Linked DNA regions of Homo sapiens: region 1 is linked to region 2. The links are chromatin contacts, found by Hi-C or POLR2A ChIA-PET in ENCODE. All regions are on one chromosome and are shown on one strand. The core of a region is the stretch at or near the end of the contact, and the rest is flanking DNA. Distances in the headings are between cores, read along the strand shown.

Region 1 (5,851 bases), core at 2,338-4,837, 230 kb before region 2:
GACTCTCAGACACTCTCTCTCCCTGGCACACATACACACTCGTACACACGATGACAGCCATGGGACGGCCAGGCAGCTGGACGTCTTTGTCCCCCACTCCCAGCCTGATGGCCACCCCATCAGTCCTTTGCTCCTTCACTCTGCTTCCCATCAGTCCCCTCCTTCTGGGAGTCACAACTCCCTGGGTTGTGATTCTGGCTTCATATTCACTGGCCATGTGACCCTGGGCACATTACTCAAGCTCCTGGATACTGCTCCTCCACTGTCAGTGAGGGTCATGATCCTCCCTGCCTCTCAGGGCCACAGAGAAGGTTAAGGCTCATAATTCCCGTAAAGCACCTTTGCAGCGCCTGTCCCTCCACAGTGGCAGCTCTTCTTAGCACGGTTGCTGTCACTATCATTCGCTGTGGCCTTGCTCTGGCCCCACCCCCATGCCCCTCCTTCTCCCAGCCTACTGTCTCCCCACTTCTGCCTGGGCCTCCTCTCTCTCTCCTCTCCCTCCTTCCAGAGCCTGAGACCCAGAATTCCTGAAGGGCTGGGGACAGGGAAGGGGCAGCCAGCTCCCCAAACAGAAATGTCACCTGCTTGGAGTCCCCAGTGGAGGGGTGGGGTGGAAGCTTTCTGCTCAGCCTTGAGAACCCTGCCCTAACCCCCCACAGAGCCTGATACAGGCTCAAACCTGCATCAGGTCAAACCACCCCCACAGAGACAGAGCTGGGTGGGTTAGGCCGCTACCTGAACCTGGGTCGCTGTCTGCAAGCCAGCCAGGGAGGGGACTGGCCTCACCCCCTCAGAGGGGTGAAGATGCTCTGGGATCTAAGTCCACACTGAGGACAGCGGGAGGTGGAGAGCACCTCACGGAGGGGGGTTTGAATCCCGGGGCCTCCTTTACTCCTCTGGATCATCTTTGAGAAGTCGCCTCTTCTCTCCAAGCCTTGGTCTCCTCATTGGTAAGATGAGGCTGGACAATTCCTGCCTACCACCCACTCAGGGCTGTTGGGAGAAACAGTTGAGAAGAGGGCAGAAGGGAATCCTGTCAAGCCTGGGAACCAACGCCTTTCCGTCGCCAGTTGAGCTCTACGTTTTGGCCAGCAGATGGCGCGATAGAAGCGCCAGTGTCTCCGTTCCAGGCCCCGGACATTTGTTAAACGTGGCGAAACTGTTACTCAAGATCCCAAACTCTAGAGCTGATGGATCTCAGATTCTACCCCCTTAAGCTGCGCGCGGTGGCTCATGCCTGTAATCCCAGCACTTTGGGAGGCCGAGGTGGGTGGGTCATGAGGTCAGGAGTTCAAGACCAGCCCGGCCAACAGGCTGAAGCCCTATCTCTACTAAAAATACAAAAATTAGCCCGGCCTGGTGGCGGGCACCTGTAATCTCAGCTACTCAGGAGGCTGAGGCACGAGAATTGCTTGAACCCGGGAAGCAGAGGTTGCAGTGAGCCGAGATTGTGCCACTGCACTCCAGCCTGGGTGACAAAGCGAGACTCCAAAAAAAAAAAAAAAAAAAAAAAAGCCAGGTGCGGTGGCTCACGCCTGTAATCCCAGCACTTTGGGAGGCCAAGGCCGGTGGATCACAAGGTCAGGAGATCAAGACCATCCTAGCTAACAGGTGAAACCCCGTCTCTACTAAAAATACAAAAAATTAGCCGGGCGTGGTGGTGGGCGCCTGTAGTCCCAGCTACTCGCAAGGCTGAGGCAGGAGAATGGCGTGAATCTGGGAGGAGGAGCTTGCAGTGAACTGAGATCCAGCCACTGCACTCCAGCCTGGGCGACAGAGCAAGACTCCGTCTCCATATAAATATATATATATATATATACCTCCTTAATAGCAATGTGACTGGGTAAGCTACTTAACCTCTCTGAACCTCAGTTTCCTCATCTGGCATCCCTTCTTCTGGGGTTGTTGGAAGATTGATTTTCTCCAGGATGCAGAGCGCAGCGTCAGTGCTCAGTGACATGACTGGTACAACCCACTCAAGGGCGAGGCTGCAGCTCCGTCTATCCCCGCTAAGCACCCCTGGTTTCAGCCACACCTCGTGCCCACTCCAGCCAGGCCTCCAGGTTTCACTCACACCCTCTGCCCTCTGACTGGAATGTTCTCTTCCTCCTTGTTTCATGATTTCCTAGGAACTTTGAGACTTCTTGGGTTTTTCCCTAATTGTATTTTGAAAACTTTATCCAGGTATTACTTATAGATCATACAATTCACTCACTTTAAGGGTACAAGTCAATGATTTTCAGTAAGTTTACCAAGTTGTGCTCGAGATTTGATTTTTAAAATCCTGCATCTCAAATTCTACCTCTTTCCTGAGTCTCAGACCATGTGTTCAGCTGCCCCTTGGCTGTTGCCCCTTGGCTGTCCCCTGCCCCGCCAACTCAGTACATCCCCAGCCGGATCCATCACTGTCTTCCCTTCCCTTCTCCTCTCCCATGTCCCTTCTTGGCCAGCAATCCCATCCTTTTTCTCTATGTTCTTAGCACTTTGTTCGAGACCTGGCACATAGTAGGTGCTCAATAAAGGTTTGCTAAGTGGGCTAGGCACATGGCTCACACCTGTAATCTCAACACTTTGGGAGGCTGAGGTGGGCAGATCACTTGAGGTCAGGTGTTCGAGACCAGCCTGGCCAACATGGTGAAAACCCATCTCTATGAAAAAATAACAAAAATTAGCCGGGCATGGTGGCGCGTGCCTGTAATCCCAGCTACTTGGGAGGCTGAGGCAGGAGAATCGCTTGAACCCGGGAGGTGGAGGTTGCAGCGAGCTGAGATGGCGCCACTGCTCTCCAGCCTGGGCCACGGAGCAAGACTCCATCTAAAAAAAAAAAAAAAAAAAAAGTTTGCTGAGTGAATGAATAAAACCAACGTGACCCTTTACCCACATTTGATTGTTCACCCCTCACCTCCCACCACCTAGTCACCTGTTAGATCTACCTTGGAACTGTCTGCCTGGTGTTCACCCTTCCCAGAGCCCTGCTGCCCTGGCCTTGTACTCACCCATGCCCTGCCTCACTGTCTCTCCTCTGTTTTTTTTTCTGTTTTTTTTTTTTTTTTTTACTTCTTCTCTGCCCCATCCCAGAGTGACTTCTCAGAAAAGCACACGTGATCCCACCACCCTCTCCCTAAGAATGTGCTACCCACTCATCTGCAATGATGTCAACACCCCCAAGTCTAACACCAGCAGCCCCCCGGGATTTGGTCCCAGCCCATTTCTTAGGCTCAGACTCAACCCGCTCCTTCCCCTCTCCAACTCTCTCAGGTTCTAATCATCCCAAACCACAAGAGCAGTATGATGCCGTGATTAAAAGGCAGGACGGGGTCAGGCTTCCTGGAGTCCGCATCCCAGTGGCAGCACCTCTCTGAGCCTCAGCTTCCTCATCTGTAAAATGAGAGTGATAATAGCATCGACCTTGTAGAGTTGTTGGGAGGATTAAATGAGGTGATGAAGGTAAAGCACTTAGAAAGGGCTTGGTACACGGTCCATACTCAATGTTAGTTTCGTTTCACTGACAACTCCCAGCTGAATTTCTGCTCGCCAGGGATAGACTGTCTTTCCCCTTTTTCTCCACTAGGGGTGCTGCAACCTATTTCACGATACCGGGGAGATGTGCTCCATCTGGGAGGCCTTCCCCAGGTCAGATTTAGCCAGCCCTTCCTGGGTCACAGAGCTTACCCACTGGGACCTCTCGTGCCACCTCTCCCAGGGCCAATCCAACCCCACGTCTTGCCCCACTTACCTCCCAAGCAGCCCTCAAATTTCTCCCCTTCTCTCAACCCCCTGCTGTCTCCCTGACACAGGCTGCCATCGCGCTCATTACGCACCCACTCTCCCCTTCTCTCCACCCCATTGCTGCCTCCCTGGCACCAGCTGCCATTGTGCCCATGCCTCGCCCACTCTGCCCCTCCAGTGTTCCATCCAGAATGGACAGCTGTCCTCACTGTCCTTCCCTGAAGCCTTCACTGGCTCCTAAGTATGGTCCACTAGAGCCTCAGCTGCATAACGCACCCCTTCCTTTGCCAGCTGGGTTCCAGCCACACTGGCCTCACAAGCACCCTGCCCTCTCCCAGCTCAGGGCCTTGGCACATGCTGTTTCTGCCTCCTGGACCCTCTTTCCCCACCCTATCAGTCCTTATTCAACTCCTTTAGATGCTGACCTCCCCAGAGATGCCATCTCTGACCCTCCCACCACCAAGTACATCAAGGTCCCCCATGATGTCTTCATAGCACTCTGTACTTCCTCTCCTTAACCCTTATCACCGTTTATAATATGCAGTTGAATGGCTATTTGAGGAATATCTGCCTCCCCACTTCCTTTAAAAGCTTCCTGAGAGCAAGGCTGTGGATGTCTTTCATTATGTCCCCAGAGGGTTGGCATATGCCAGAGGAGTGAATGAATAAAAAGGGAATATTTCCTTATGTGTCTTTCTCGCATGTCAGGTCCCCATTCCCAGACTGATCCCCTACCCCACCTTGGCCTGGAACTTCAGTGGGAATCAACAAATGCTGTATGGATGAATGATAACACCCTTTTCCTGGTTTCCTTAAGGTTGATATTTTAACTACTCTTAAAGAAACTGTGATGTGTTGTGATAAAATATTATTATTATTATTTTATTTATTTATTTTTGAGACGGAGTCTTGCTCTGTCACCCAGGCTGGAGTGCAGTGGTGCAATCTTGGCTCACTGCAACCTCCACTTCTCAAGTTGAAGCAATTCTCAGCCTCTCAAGTAGCTGGGACTACAGGCGTGTGCCACCACGCCCGGCTAATTTTTTTTTTTTTTTTTTTTTTGAGACGGAGTCTTGCTCTGTCGCCCAGGCTGGAGTGCAGTGGCTCGATTTTGGCTCATTGCAAGCTCCGCCTCCTGGGATCACGCCATTCTCCTTCCTCAGCCTCTCGAGTAGCTGGGACCACTGGCGCCTGCCACCACGCCTGGCTAATTTTTTGTATTTTTAGTAGAGATGAGGTTTCACTCTGTTAGCCAGGATGGTCTCGATCTCCTGACCTCGTAATCTGCCTGCCTCGGCCTCTCAAAGTGCTGGGATTACAGGCGTGAGCCACCGCGCCTGGCTGATAAAATATTATTAATAATAATATCTACATGGGCATTGGAGCTGGCTGTCACTACCCGCTTATTCTCCCAGGAAGGCATATTCTTTGATCACGAATATCTCTGCAGGCCTCTGTAATTAACTTTCTCAGCCCTGATTGACCCTAGGGGATTGGCAAGACAGTGTCACTATTTTCCTGCTTTTACAGAAGAGAAAAATAGAGGTTTAGGAAAATTAAGGGGCATGCCCACGGGTGGCTGAGCTGGCCTTCTGTGTCCCAGCCCTGTCAGTTACCACTCCATACCTCCCAAAGCCTAGATTTTAAGCCACGCCACTGTACCCAGGGCCTAGTGCAGTGACTGGTGAGAAGGAGAATGGTTAGTAATGGTTGTTGAATGAATACATGAGTGAATGAATGCCTTCTGGAAAGTCTTTTCAGGAGAGGGCCTTAGCTGCAGGGGCCAGACCCCAGGATACCCTGTTCCCCCTTGAGAGACCACCCAAAGATGCTTTCTCTGGTCAGGGCTCTACCTTAGCTGGGAGCCCATGAGGAGAGGAGAAAAAGGGTTCCAGGCAAGGGGAAAAAGAGTCTCATACAGCAGCATCTCCTGAGTACAGCACTTAACAGTTTGCAAAGCCCTTGCATTCACTGCCTCTCCCTGGGATTTCAGAGGAGCTCTTCAAGAAGCCAGGGCAGAACAAATAAACACACAAGGGAAAAAAAAGGAAGAAAAGCTCTCTTTTCCCTCTTTGCAAAGCCAATATGTGTGTTCTTCGTAAACATTTGAGAACTATGCTGT
Region 2 (5,910 bases), core at 933-3,432:
GTCTCCTACCCAGACTGTTTCCTGCATGATTTACTTCTCTATTTCATTTTTCTCTTCCGTTCTTTCATCCATTCATTGATTTGGCAAGCACATCTATTGAGCACTTCCTTGCAAATTCAACATTCTCTGGGGATCAAGAGCACATGCATACACGGGGTGACTAGTGGAGATCATGGCAAACTAGAAAGTATGTGCCTGTCTGAAGGGGGCAGCCACTACCCCACTGCAGCTGATTGTTGCTTTGGGGAAATGCAGGTCCAGGGTGCCATGTCTTCCAATTTTTTAAAGAAAAGCCAGACACCTAGATTTTCATATGGAACTCCCCGACACCACCTTTTCTGAGACAGGATCTCACCCAGGCTGGAGTGCAGTGGTATAAACAGGGCTCACTGCAGCCTCAACCTCCTGGGCTCAAGCAATCCTCCTGCTCCAGCCTCCCGTGTAGCTAGGACCACAGGTGCACACCACCACACCCAGCTAACTTAAAAAAAATTTTTTTTTTGTAGAGACAGAGTCTCACTTTGTTGCCCAGGCTGGTCTCGAACTCCTGGGCTCAAGAAATCCTCCTGCCTCAACCACCCAAAGTGCTGGGATTACAGGTGTGAGCCACCGCGCCTGGCCAAAACTCCCAGTTTTCAGTATCAGCAACATATTCACATTTTTCTAAGACACAATAGGGAGACAAAACATATTTGTAGCTCACCCATTTTTGACCTGTAAGGCCAGGCAAAGGTTGAAACTCATCACCTCTCCCTTCTTAGGGCTAACCATGAGTGCAGAGGCAGACACCAAAATGCATGTTTTTAGAAAGGGGTAGGTATAAAACACCGTGGGAACATAGGAAGCATGTCTCAATATGACTATAAAAGTCAAAGGAGGCTTCGTGGAAGAGAAAGTATTTGAGCTGAGAATGGAAAGTCAATAGGAGGAGTTTGGGAGGCGAGTCAGGAGAGTCATTTCAAGCAGAAAGAAATGGCACACCCAAAGGTGTGGAAGTGGGAGTGAGCACGATGCTCTGGGAACTGTAGCTGGAGTACCAGGAAGCAGACCACGGAGGATACCATGTTGACAGGGGAGAAAGTTGACTGTTCTCAGTTGTCCTTTTACCTGGCTATCAGAATGATTTGCCATTTGCAGAGCATGCTCGCTGATGCAGTAACTGAAATGCCCTCGAGGTGGCGCACAGAAGCAGCGGGCCCGGCCTCCAGATGCCTCTACTCAGACCTGGGGCAGGAGGATTTTCTAAGGACTGGTGCGGTGCGGGCACATCCGGGGAGCAGAAGGAAGCTGTTGATAAATCCAACCTCCCACCCCGGCCGATGATGCCCTCTCTGCAGTTTGGCTCAGTTCCCAGGCGTGTGCATTGAAAGCAAAATGAGTGTGGCTGCCTGAAATGCTGCCCAGACACGAATTCCAGCCAGCCAGCCAGCTCCTAACCGGGGAGGCGGGACCAGGGCTGGGTGTGCCCTGCCAGGAAGGTGGGAAGAAATGCTCCAAACAGCCTAGTCTTGCTCAGGTAGGAGGACTCTGGAAACCTCTCTTTTAAAGACACAGTTGATGTGTTGAAAAGAATTTGGAAGGGCGACAGGCAGGTTCGTGGTCTGACTATACCCTTTGCTAGTTGGATGGATAACTTGGGGCAGTAACTTGGATGGATAATTCAGTTCAGCTCTCTGAGCTTCAGTCTACTGATCTGTAAAATGGAGACAATTATGAACCCCTTTCAAGGTCATTGTGAGGATTAAATGAGGTAATGAAATACCCAGCACTGTTCCCAAACCATGTAAATGCTCAATAAATACATAATACTTTGTAATAATACTCATATGAAACCTGGTTATCTATGTAAACTGCCTAATACTTTGTCACTTAGTTGCTTTCATCTGCCCCATAAGATGGGTACTATTATTATTCCGATTTTACGTGTGAAAAAAACTGAGGCACCTAGGGGTTAAGGAACTCACCCAAGGTCACATAGCTACAAAGTGTTGGTCTCAGGCTGTGAACCTGGGAGTTTGGCTCCAGAGACTAGGTTCTTAATAAGTAAACCAACTCAGTGCAGTCGTTTCAAAAACGACCACCATTATTACTGTCATTCGTTGGGGCTCCTTCAAAGCAGCATGCTGCAGGCTCCCCTGACAGTTTTCCTGTGGTGAGTCATAGCTGTTGAGAATGTGCAATGGCACGCACAGGTCAGCGAGACACCATCCCAGCTGCAGGAGATGGCGTTGCCTGGGTCCTGGGAGTTGACAGAGGCTGGCTTTGAGAGAGATCCCTCTCGTACTCCCAGAGAGAGAGATCCCTCTCTTAGGCCCAGAGAGTGGGGCCACTGTCCTTCCAAAGAGGACCTTCCTCTTTCCACATTTCAGCCCTGGGGGACCCTCTGGGTGTGCCTTTCATCTCTCTGTGGTCAGTTCCTCAATTCATCATGTATTCATTCATTTATTCATTTATCCATCCATTTAGCAATGATGTATCAAGTGTCCACCTAGAGCACTGTTACAGGAGCTGGAATGCAGTGGTGAACCCGTGACAGGGTCCCAATACTCTGGAGCCTGTAATCTGGAGATGGAGGCAGACGATGTTTATAAACACATAAACAAGCTAATCATACACTTGGATAAGTGCTGTAAAAGCGAGAAATCAGGTGATGTGCTAGAGAATTACAGGGCGGGGACCATCAGCCTCAGCTGAGGTGGTGAGGGAAGGCCTCCCTCATGCGAGCTGAGACCTGGAGGAGGAAGAGCATTCCAGGAAGGAAGACCAGCCTGTGCAAAGGCCCGGCAGTGGGAGGGATGGGTATGTTTAAGGAACAGAAAGAAGCAGTGCTGTGGAGGCCTTCCGTAAACCATGCGGAGAGCATGGCATGAGATTACATCAGAAAGTGGGTAGGGGCAGGACGTGCAGGGGCTGGGAGGCTGTGGTGAGCTTTTGGTTTTGTTTTTGTTTGTTTTTTTGGAAACACAGTCTCACTCGGTCACTCAGGCTGATGTGCAATGGCATGATCTCAGCTCACTACAGCCTCCACCTCCCGGGTTCAAGCGATTCTTGTGCCTCAGCCTTTTGAGTAGCTGGGATTACAGGCATGCGCCACCATACCCAGCTAATTTTTATATGTTTAGTACAGACAGTGTTTCGCCATGTTGGCCAGGCTGGTCTCAAACTCCTGACCAAAGTGATCCTCCCACCTCGATCTGCCAAAGTGCTGGGACTTTAGGCATGAGCCACTGCACCCGGCCAGGAGTTTTACTTTATGCTAAAAATAATTGGAAGCTGTTACACCACCAGTCCCCAACCTTTTTGGCACCAGGGACTGGTTTCATAGAAGACGGTTTTTCCATGGACCAGGGTTTGTAGGGGATGGTTTCAAGACGAAACTGTTCCACCTCTGATCATCAGGCATTAGATTCTCGTAAGGAGCGTGCAACCTAGATCCCTCACATGCGCAGTTCACAACAGGGCCCACCTCCTGATGTGTGGCCCGGTTCCTAACAGGCCACAGACTGGTACCAGTCCGTGGCCCCAGGGGGTGGGAACCCCTGTGTTGGAGGGTTAGAGGCAGGGGAGTGACTTGATCCGCTGTGAATTTTTGAAAAGTCCCTCTGGCGGCTCTTTGGCAAATGGATTATAGTGGGGGAAGAGGACACAGGGAAACCAGTTTTGGGGCTATTGTGACTGTTCAGGTGGGAACCCTGTGACCAGGATCAGGCTTGGGGGCAGGAACATCCGTTTTGGATGCCAACAGCCCCGCGAGTTCACGCCCTGTCCAGCCTTTCCTCACCCAAACCTCCTGCTGCAATCTGACTCCAGGAGAAATCTGCTTGGATCTCAGCTTCCCTGTCCCTCCACCATGCTGCCAGGCAACCCAGTTGTCAGGCAGGGTCGGGTAGAATTAAGGCTAGATTAATCTAGGACAGTAAGTTTCAAACTGCATTAAAAATAAATAAAAGCTAGGAAATGAATCCCTTTGGACAAAATTTTTAGAAATTCAAAATGTAAACCTTACAAGAACAGAGTTTACCATCCCCAGCCCACCTCACCGGTATGCATGGAGGCACTTTTGAGGAACCTCAAGTCTCTAGAGAATGCAAAAATCCCAAAGGTCCAGGGGTCTGGGGTGAAAGAGGAGATCCAAGGTCAGGCCAAACAGCAAGAGGTGGGGGACAGGGAGGTCACCAGCAGAGTCCACACTGAGCTGTGCCCAGCAGGATGTTGGATGGGATTCTCTGGTAACTCCAGGTTGTTGATCCTGAGAAGCCTGGGCTACTCAGTTAGCCTCACTCTCAGACACAACTCCCTGGGCCTGAGAGACTTTGTCAGAAGTCCAGAATCCTCTTCTTCCTGAAAGGAAGTAGCATGTCCACAGCCTGAAAGTGAACATGAGAAGCAGCTGTGGATCCAGGCCCCAAGGCTGCCTGGCGCAGCTGCCCAGGCTGTGCACTGTATAATTACAGGAGGTACCAAGCTACTAATGTAAATGGTGCCTCCTGGAGTGAGGAAATGCAGCAGCTCTCTGGGCGCTTCCACAAGGGCTCAGTTTGGTAAGACCCTCGAGTGGGTCTTAATTTCACTCCAGGAGGGGACCTTAATTTTTTCAACTCTGATGAGTCCACTTTTTTCTCAACAGAGATATAGGGGCTGGCTGGCAGATTCTGATGGGTTATTGAAAAAGGAGGTGAGAAGAGCAGAGGAATGAAGACAGAGACTTCCTGACTTCCTGGCTCCTACCCTAAAGAATAGTGCAAAAACATCTTGGGAGGGAGGGAGTTGTGCAACTATCACAAAGTCTTGCCAGGCACAGTGGCTCATGCCTGTAATCTCAGCACATTGGGAGGCCAAGGCGAATGGATCACTTGAGGCCAGGAGTTTGAGTCCAGCCTGAGCAACATATTGAGACCCCCATTTCTACAAAAAAAAAAAAAAAGCCTGGTGTGGCGGCATCTGCCTGTAGTCAGTCCTAGCTACTTGGGAGGCTGAGGCAGGAGGATTGTTTGAGCCCAGGAGTTCGAGATTGCAGTGAGCTATGATTGACACACTTCACTTCTTCAAGGCTCCATTCCATCATCTGTAAAATGGGCCCAGTAATTTGTGACTTTTAGGGTTACCAAAAAGAATAAACAGCAGAGCAGTGGTAAATGGTGGCTTTTGTTTTACCATCCTTAACAAACCCCAGAGTCTGGTTAGATCCTTTCTCTCCAACTCCCTCTCCTTCTTACAAGCTCCCTCACCCTCACGCTCCAGCTGCATTGAGCCCTTTGACATTGCCCATGCAAACCTTGGCCTTCTACACTTCCATCATTTCTGCCAAGAATGCATTTTTTTGGCCGGGCACAGTAGCTCATGCCTGTAATCCCAACACTTTGGGAGGCCAAGGCAGGTGGATCACCTGAAGTCAGGGGTTCAAGACCAGCCTGGCCAACATGGCAAAACCCCATCTCTACTAAAAATACAAAAATTAGCTGGGCGTGGTGGTGCATGCCTGTAATCCCAGCTTCTAGGTAGGCTGAGGCAGGAGAATCACTTGAATCCGGGAGGTGGAGGTTACAGTGAGCCAAGATTGTGCCACTGCACTCCAGCCTGGCAGCCTGGATGACAGAGTGAGACACCCTCTCAAAAAAAAAAAAAAAAGGTTTCTCACATCGCAAAAGTAGATAAATTCTGTATAGAAGATTTAGCAAATAGGCATAAGCAAACGAAGAAAATGAAAATCTCCTATCATTCCACCTCAGAGAGATAATTGCTATTAACATGGTATTATGGGCTGAATGTTTGTGACCCCCTAAAATTCATATGTTGAAATCCCAAACCCCATTGTGACTGTATTTGGGGATAGGGCCTTCATTAAGGTTAAATGAGGTCATAAGGGTGGAGCCCTGATCCAATAGGATTAGTGTCCCTATGAGAAGAGAC

Evidence for each region. A loop is a pair of places that touch in the nucleus more often than their neighbours do. ChIA-PET counts read pairs that join two places held with the same protein, here RNA polymerase II (POLR2A). Pooled maps may share reads with other maps.
Region 1: a loop to region 2 is called in a pooled map, with 2.2 times the contacts of the local background. The contact joins two enhancer-like sites. A Hi-C loop is called at or near these places in 2 of 50 pooled maps. POLR2A ChIA-PET finds 5 or more read pairs at or near these places in 3 of 52 experiments (IMR-90, WTC11 and activated CD4-positive, alpha-beta T cell).

What each region holds. Positions count from the first base shown.
Region 1 is chr1:23,632,852-23,638,702 of GRCh38, reverse strand. The region is part of intron 4 of MDS2 (myelodysplastic syndrome 2 translocation associated); the gene reads right to left. Among named protein-coding and RNA genes, the nearest start is that of MDS2, 8.4 kb to the right of the region's middle. Within about 2 kb of position 3,587, at least 22 of the 41 ENCODE cell types and tissues checked have a DNase peak (open chromatin) inside an H3K27ac peak, as active enhancers do.
Region 2 is chr1:23,399,388-23,405,297 of GRCh38, reverse strand. All of the region lies in intron 5 of TCEA3 (transcription elongation factor A3), which reads left to right. Among named protein-coding and RNA genes, the nearest start is that of TCEA3, 22 kb to the left of the region's middle. RefSeq lists an enhancer at 1,219-1,268. Within about 2 kb of position 2,182, at least 31 of the 41 ENCODE cell types and tissues checked have a DNase peak (open chromatin) inside an H3K27ac peak, as active enhancers do.